Regions from separate parts of the Homo sapiens genome. Here region 2 is linked to region 1. Evidence: read pairs that join two places in POLR2A ChIA-PET (ENCODE). Cell type or tissue: MCF 10A. All regions are shown on one strand. Links, peaks and the distances in the headings refer to the core of each region. The heading gives the core; the rest is flanking DNA.

Region 1 (4,394 bases), core at 330-4,329:
GGTTCCTTCCTGTCCTTCGGACCACAGGCATTTTAGACCTTTTTGCCTTTTCATGTACATATCCTGTGTCTGGAAAGCCTGGGAAATCCTATAGCTATTATGGAAAAGGATAATCATTTTGCCTACATTTTTCCCATTCAATCCACACAACAATACATCATGAGGTAGGATCTATTTACGTTTTACTCTTGGAGAAGGTGAAACTCAAAGAGACCACATTATTTCCCCAACATGGCACACCTGGTAAGTGGAGAGCTGGTGTTCAGCCACCAGAGCCCTGGGTCTAGCTCTTAACATGCTTGGTTACCCACCACTCATCTTTTAAAGCCCATCTCAAATGTGAGGACATAATAGTGTATTTGGATATGCTTCTTTTGTCACTGTAGAACTTGTCAAGTGAAAATTGATATACTTGACCATTTCTGGGCATTAGAAGAAAAATGCCAGTTTTATATCTACTTCGTGGATCTAAAATAAAATCTTTCAACATTAAAAAAATCATAGAATAGGCCAGGTGCGGTGGCTCACTCCTATAATCCCAGCACTTTGGGAGGCCAAGGCGGTTGGATCATTTGAGGTCAGGAGTTTGAGACCAGCCTGAACAACATGGTGAAACCCCAACTCTACTAAAATACAAAAATTAGCTGTGTGTGGTGGCAGGCGCCTGTAATCTCAGCTACTTGGGAGGCTGAGGCAGGACAATCACTTGAACCCAGGAGGCGGAGGTTGCAGTGAGCCAAGATGGCGCCACTGCACTCCAGTCAGGGCAACAGAGCGAGACTCCCTCCCTCTCAAAAAAAGATAATCAATCAATAAAAATAAATATAAATAAATTTTAAAATTACGGAATATGGTAATTTCAGTGCTTAAAAATGACCAAATAATAACCTACAGAGATCGTCAGTTCCCCTACCACACCAGCCTTAACCCATTGTAGCTGTTCAGTTTGGCCCAAGTGGATGACAGTGACAGCTCACCTGGTGAGAAGAAAAAAACATCAAATGTTTCACACCCACTTCAGATGTATCCTAGAATTATGATGATCAAAGGGATGGGGTGAAGGTGTCTGTGCCTCATAAGATTTGGATGCAGTCAAAGTCAAATGTTATTATTTGTAAGAAGGTGGGCAGTACATTCATGAGGAAGGCAGATTACTGGTTGGAATCAGACAGACCTGGGGTTGATTTTTTTGTTTGTTTGTTTTTTGTTTTTTTGAGACGGTGTTGTTCTGTTGTCCAGGCTGGAGAGCAGTGGTACAATCACAGCTCACTGCAGTCTCAATCTTCTGGGCTCAAGTGATCCTTGCACCTCAGCCTCCCATGTAGCTGGGATCACAAGCGCACACTACCACACCCAGCTAATTTTAAAATTTTTTGCAGAGACATGGTCTCACTGTGTTGCCCAGGCTGGTCTCTAACTCCTGGGCTCAAGCGATCCTCCTGTCTCAGCCTCCCAAAATGCTGGGATTACATGTGTGAGCCACCATGCCTACCTTTTATTTTTGATTACCAGCTGTGGGCAAGTTTCTTAACCTTGCTAAGTCTTACCTCCTTCATCTGTAAAGTAGAAATAATACCTACCTCAAAGGGCTGGAGTGAGGATTATAAACAAATGTATGCATAGCACTGCCTGGCACAAAGCACTTACATAGAGTGGGTTCTCAGCACCTTCTCCAAACATCTGCTCCTGCCTAAATAAAGAGCTGGGAAAATTTTTGTAGACCTGGACACTTTTGTGAGCTCAGCCGTTTAAAAGGGACATTCACATGACACCAAAAGCAGTTTGAGACTTACTGTTCCGAGTGATAACTTTTCAGAGCTTTAAGTTTTAATATTACTCTACATCACATTGTAATTCTAATCAGAGGAAATCAAATAATAAAAGTTAAATACATAGTAATAAACTTAAGTGTGCGGTGTTTGGATACTTTGATCTGGGTATTCATTATGTAATAAGTAATCTCAGTGCTAGGCAGAGCAAAGACAGGCCATGTGCTCTTTATGAGCTGGTGATTTATGACAAAGATGTGTACAAAATGTGTGAAGAGCAAATTCTTTTACTAGGTAACAGACAATCTACCTGACTTTGTATTGTAATGATAGTATCTCCCAAGTGATGTTTAAAAATAGAGAGGGAGAAAGAGTTCAGTTTATTTAGAACAGATAATTAATCTTGTTGACAGCTGGATCCAATGTCTGCAATTTTCATATGCTTAAAATGCCCTAAATTAAAGAAAGCTATGTTAATAAGGATCAACTTTAATTTAATATTTTCTTTGATGTCTCATGATGTGCTTATCTACATTGTTTTTATAGAGGTTTATGCAAAACTTGTGAATAATAAGGTCATACAGGCAAGACCTGGCATAATACATTTTGGAGGCTATCAAGTAGAAAAACAACACCAACAGATTCTGGTAGGTACTTTTTAAATGGGATAATTAATCATCATAATGAAGTGACAAAAATGTTCTGAATTTATATTATTCACTTATCTAAAGCACAGCATAATCAGCCGTAGTGCAAGAGTAAATTGGGCCAGAAAGGTAGTTCTATGATGAGAAACTTTAAGGTTGCATCAATGTCTTGGACAAGTTACTTTCCTCTTGCCAAAGGCTCCCCTTGCACTCTTTCCAGATAGGTGTCATTGCTGAGTGACTCATAGGGGCCAGATGCTGTGCTTCATGATTTACATGATTTAATTTAATCCTTATGCTAGCTCTGTGGAGGCTGCATTATTCCTCTCATTATATATATAGATGAGGAAACAGAGACTCCAAAAGATTAAATAATTTATTCAAGGACATAGAGCTGCTTAGTGTCAGAGGCAGAATTTGGCTCCTGGGCTGCCTTTCTCCAGATCACTCTTGCTCCAGTCCTGTAGCACCAGGAAGAGGGGTGTCCCTTTCCTATGAAGCTCCAGCCAGGGCTTCCTTTTACCTGCGTGGGTCAGATGCCCATGCCTAATCAGTCACTCTGGCCAGAGAGAATCTGTCTAGGTCCAGGGAGGCAGGGGTCAGCCCCACTGAAGAACAGGCTCCTGAAGAGACAGCTGAAGGGCTGGACTGCAAAGTAGCCAAAGCCTATAGCAACTGCTGTTTAGCACAGAGCCACACTGAGGCCCAACTCTTGCTGGGTCCCCTTCATTGACCTGGATGTTGACTAGGGTGGGCTCTGCCTTACTTCAGCGTCCCACCTAAGCATCCTGTGCGTAAATGGACCTGAACAACCTCAGTGACTTCACCATGATCCCCTAGTCATGCCTGGCAGAACTTCTCAGAACTACTCCAGTTCGGCCCTAGATCCAGGCCAAACTGGCCCCATGTGTTGTTGGGGAGGGGCGGAGGTGGGCTCTTTGCACATGCGCCCTCTGAGACTCTGCCTTTGTGTGTGATGTCCCTCCTGTGGCCCTGTCTCCAGCCACCACAAGACTACTTTTAGATGTACGCATTCTTAGAAGCCGTATCTTAAGGTAGATTATTTTAAGAAAGTTCTATCACGTTCGATTGTTTAGAGTGAGGCAAAACACTGGAGGAAACTGACAAATAGTAAAGGTATCGGGAAGGAAATTTCCGTCAGGAAGACCCCAAAGAACAGAGGAGAACACAGTTTCCATGAATCCTTATACAATGAAGTGAGTAGCGAGAATAGATGAGGAGGGGAACCTGTTAGGTGCCAAGTATTTCCTCTTAGGAAAAGGATTAGGATTTGAAACTCTTATTAGGAACTTCACCCATCAACCTCCAAGGTCACATTTCTTACAACACAGCATCAAAGACCAAAGTTAATGATTCATTTTGAAGCCTACTGTTCGTGGTTATAAGGTTTGCTGTCTATGCTGTGGTAGGATAGATCTAAAATAATTATGATTCATAATTACTAATTGTTTATAAATGAAATATATGCCAAAGGCTAAGATAAAATTTTATTACTTGCTCCTTATGCTTTCTTTCTTTTCTTACTGCTTTATTGAGTGATCATTTATTACCATAAATTTACCCATTTACAGTATGTATACAATTCAATAATTTTTAGTGTATTCTCAGAGTTGTGCAACCATTGCCACAATCTAAGTTGAGAACATTTTTATCACTTGAAGAAGAAACCCCACACCCACTTTCAGTCACTCCTTATCCCCTATTCCCCTCCCACTCCCACCCTAGGCAATCACTCATCCAGTTTCTGTCTATAGATTTGCCTCTTCCTGGACATTTCATATGAACGCAATCATACAATACCAGGTCTCTTGTGACTGACTTCTTTCACTTAGCATAGTGTTTTCCAGGCTTATCCAAGTCATAGCATGTAGCAGTACTTTATCCCCTTTTATGGCTGAACAGCATTCCATTGTGTGGATAGATCACATTTGGTTTATCCACTTATCAGCTGATGGAT
Region 2 (4,394 bases), core at 273-4,272, 120 kb after region 1:
CTGAGGCAGGTGGATCACTTGAGCCCAGGAGTCCGAGACCAGCCTGAGCAACATGGTGAAACCCCGTCTCTACCAAAAAAACAGAACAAAACAAAACAGAACAATTTAGCTGGGTATGGTAGCAGGTGTCTGTAGTCAGGAGGCTGAAGTGGAGGATCCCTGGAGCCTAGGAGGTCAAGGCTGTAGTGAGCTGTCTTAGTGCCAACTGCACTCTAGCCTAGGTGACAAAGCAAGACCCTGCCTCAAAAAAAAAAAAAAAGAGAGAGAGAGAGAGAATCTTAACTGTTACATTTCTGTGTCTATTTTTTTTTTTTTTTTTGGATTTTTGAGAGTTGCTTTAAGGCTTAGGAAGATTTTACTTATTAAATTTGAAACACTACTTTCTGTGGGAGACTTGATGGCTAGTTTTATGTGTCAACTTGACTGGGCCAAGAGACACCCAAATATTTGGTTAAACATTCTGAGCATGACTGTGAGGGTGTTTTGGATGAGGTTAACATTTGAATTGGTGGACTGTGCAAAGCAGGTTGCCTTCCCCAGTGTAGGTGCACCTCCTCCAGTCCATTGAAGGCCAGAATAGAACCAAAGGCACAGTGAGAAGGAATTCTCCTGCTCTGCCTGACTGTCTTAGAACTGGGACATCAGTCTTCTCCTGCCTTCTGACTCAGCCTCAGCCTTGGCTCTCCTGCCTTTTTAGCACTTTGGACTCAGACTGGAACTACACCATCAGCCCTCTTGGGTTTCCAGCTTGCCAGCTGCAAATCTTGAGTCTTCTCAGTGTCCATAATTGCATGAGCCAATTCCTTATAATGTCTCTTTAAATAAACATTTGCACGCACACACACACACTCACACACACACACCCGTGTGCATGCACACATATTCTACTGGTTCTGTTTCTCTGGAGAACCCTGACTAATACAGCAGGTTAACATATTTAAGAGAATCAGCTAAATTAAATTTGAAAGTGTGGTTTGAAATGTCTAAGGAAATTTGATCAATTAAGTACAGAAGTGGTACAGTATAATTAAGAAAGATTTAATCTGTAAACCCTAGGAATTAACTGAATGTTAATCAAAGACAAGTAGAAAAAAATCTCATTTTTTATACAAAAATTACTGGACTTATTAATAAGATGACAATATTTGTAAATTGGCACTTTAGGTTTAAGAGACATAGGGTATTCAAACTTACTGCTTTAATACAGTACTGAAAATGTTAGTAACTCTTAAGTATTCCTTTTATGTCCAAAAGCCCCCCAAGAAATTTTTTAAACCCATCTTATGCTGTGTCAACCATGGTTTCCTGGGGGCTTATCCATGTATTCATTTCCTGTTTATCCCCTAATCTAGCCCCGGTCACTCACCCTTGCAGGCCTCCCAGGGCCGTTTCACTGTGACTTTGGCAGGCTTGGTCCATCATCAGTAAACCCCCGCCCCACCTCCTCTCGTTTGCTTGCTCTCCGCAAAGCTTGGCTGTCTTTGCTGAGGACACCACAGCCCTCTCCAGTGAAGTCACTTTCTTCCCCATATTCCCCTGAAATCAGGGCAGAATGCATGTTCCCTTTTCTCCCCACAGCCATTTCCTCCTATACATACCCCAGCTCCTTTGAAACGCATGCCACCAGACCATTCCAGTACCCCCCATCCTTGCTGCTATCTACCAGCTTCCTGGTTGCTTCCTCTCATTCTTGAATTGTTTCAGTGCTGTGGTGTGATCCCTGATCTTTACCACTCCCCCTTTCCCCAGTGGCCAATGCCACTGAAAGAATAGTTTATTACTTGCAGTTCCTGAGAGGAGGGAGGCACACCATGCCACACAGAGCCACCCACCTGGGGAAACACCAGGTCAGTCAGGAGGGAGGCAGAAGGAGCCAGGGGAAGGCATGGCCCAGAGGCTTCATTGTGGTTTTTTGAAGGAATAGGCAAGGCAGGGTAGTCACACTGAAGCAAGCGTAGGATTGGGTAGTTAAGATGCTTTCAGTGGGCTGTGGAGGATAGGGGTATTCTCCAGTTGTCCAGTACCTAATCCTGGGGATATTTAGAGCCAGGAGAATACTGACTTGGAGTGTGAAAAGTAAATAAAAGAGGTGGTTGGGGTATGGGCTGTGGATTGGTTGGTTTGCATATGAAAGGCGTGCTCATGGGAGAGTCATTCGCCATCACTAGGAACCAGTGCCCTGGGAGGGGCAGTCTTTCCAGGATTAGTAAGGCCTCCCAGATGTCAAAGCTTCATAAAATATAGAAAATAAAAATGATTAATATACCCCCTAACTTTTAATCATCTTCTCTTCCACCTCACCGCAGCTCCCGCAGACATGCCCTTGACCTTGTCATCACCAAATGGATACCACCTCTGAAAGGTCCATTTCAAGACTCCCACCCACCCTGTACTCACCTCCTTATACTTCTACCTGGCTTACTATGGTGACCCCATTAGAACATTCCTTATGTTCCACCAGGCCAATGATCTCGCTATCTCTTCCTTCTGCAAAGTGTCTAGGAACAAAGTGCTTAGGAGCAGCACAGGGCACATGGTGTGTAACATTTAGGTGTTAAGTAAAATAGACACCCCACAGGCCCTCACTGTCCTCCCTGCTGGCTGAGAGTTCATGGTCCATCACTATGTCATCACTTCTTTGCAAACACCCTCACCAACCTTGCCCCTTTCTCTCCACTTTGTACTTGACTGGCAAACCCAGCTCTAATTAAACCCAACTATCCATCTATTTATTCTTGTACCTGAGCATCCCAACATTGTTGGAAAGAATCACACAACCATACTAACTTGTCTCACCAACGTTGTGGTTTTGTCCCAGATCCCAAATGGGCACTCAACGGTACACAACAATCATTTCATTTTCCTGGTAGAAAGGTCTTTCTTTTCCTCACCTAGAAATGTACATCTCTTCTGCTTTCTTCAAACCTTCACCACTCCCTCCCTACTCTGTCCCCACTGCACTTTCACCTGATGACCTCACTCCATAGATCACTGGGAAAAAGAAGCAGCATCCAATAAGGACAACCTCTCTTCCCAGCACGACTTCACCAGCCTGGGCCCATTGACCATAGCTTCCCTCCCGTTACAGTGAGGAAGTGCTCCTGACCCCCCTCCTCCTCCCTACCCCGGACCCATCCCCTCTTACCTACCCATGGAGAACCTTCCTGCAGTGGTCCCTCTCTCTGGCAACAAACAAAACAAACGAAGCCCTCCTTGCACCCCATGTGCACCTTGAACCATCACCCCATCTTTACTCCTCTTCACAGCCAGAAGAGTGGTCCATATTCCTCACTGCCCATTCTCTCTTCAACCATTCGAACATTCCTGCTCACCTCACAGATCAGCTCTCATCTAGGTCACCAGTGACCTGCCATTGCCATTAGAATAACATGCAAGGACCTCACTCCAGCTTACAAGACTGTGGCAGTCCAGCCCCTGCCCACCTCCCCAAAGTCCCCTCCCACCTTCCCCTCAGGCTTCCCTCTCATCCAGCCACACTGGACTTTCTGCCCCCTGGGCCCACAATCCCATTCCTGCCCTTGGGCCTTGGACCTGGCCATTTCCTCTGCTGAGGACATTTTCCACACATACAGCCCTCTCATGCTTCCCCTCACTCAGGTTTCAGCATAGACATACCCTTTTCGGAGAGGCCTTCCCTTACCACCTTAGCTAAGAACCCCCTACCCTACCTTTTTTTTTTTTTTTAACTCTGGTAAGATAAGTCTTTATCCCTGCCAGGCACAGTGGCTCACACCTGTAATTCCAGCACTTTGGAAGGCCGAGGCAGGCGGGTCACCTGAGGTCAGGAGTTCAAGACCAACCTGGCCAACATGGTGAAACCCTGTCTTTACTAACAATACAAAAATTAGCCAGGTGTGGTGATGCTCACCTGTAATCCCAGCTACTTGGGAGGCTGAGGTAGGAGAATCGCTTGAACCTGGGAGGTGGAAACTTCAGTGAGCCAAGATCGCACCACTGCACTCCAGCCTGGGTAACAGCGTGAGACCCTGTCTCAAAAAAAAAAAAAAAAGATAAGACTTTATCCCTAAAGTAAAATATCTTATTTTCTTATGTTTGCAAGTGCTGAATAAATACAAAATATAAAATAAACGAATGAGCAAACACTTACGGGAAGTTTGGCCAAACCCACAAGTAGCAGAGAGGAGGGGGCAAGAAGTCAGACTCCAGCTAGCAGAGCCAGGGCCTGTGTGTGGGTTCTGCCGCTAAGATGCCTGGCTGGCTGGCAGCCCAGGAGCACCATTTATGGGCACAATTGTGGGCCCAATTCACAACCCCCGCAGTGCACTCCTGGGTGTTGTCCCCAGCCAGGGCCACCTGGCAGGGGGAAGACGGGCTCCACAGCAGGAGCAGACCACAGCCAGCCCCAGACCTAG

The links. ChIA-PET counts read pairs that join two places held together with the same protein. Peaks named below come from ENCODE experiments on the same cell type or tissue, not always from the same donor. Only the 100,000 strongest peaks of a DNase experiment are listed, where the experiment ranks them.
Region 2: POLR2A ChIA-PET joins it to region 1 with 5 read pairs; 3 of 35 experiments call an interaction of 5 or more read pairs at or near these places.

What each region holds. Positions count from the first base shown.
Region 1 is chr2:119,546,770-119,551,163 of GRCh38, forward strand. It overlaps CFAP221 (cilia and flagella associated protein 221), which reads left to right. Exons shown (of 24, transcript NM_001271049.2): 3 at 2,316-2,416. Among named protein-coding and RNA genes, the nearest start is that of CFAP221, 4.5 kb to the left of the region's middle. In MCF 10A, for the core only: no CTCF peak of the experiment used is centred there; a DNase peak (open chromatin) is centred at 2,632.
Region 2 is chr2:119,670,534-119,674,927 of GRCh38, forward strand. No RefSeq gene overlaps it. Among named protein-coding and RNA genes, the nearest start is that of TMEM177, 6.5 kb to the right of the region's middle. In MCF 10A, for the core only: no CTCF peak of the experiment used is centred there; no DNase peak of the experiment used is centred there.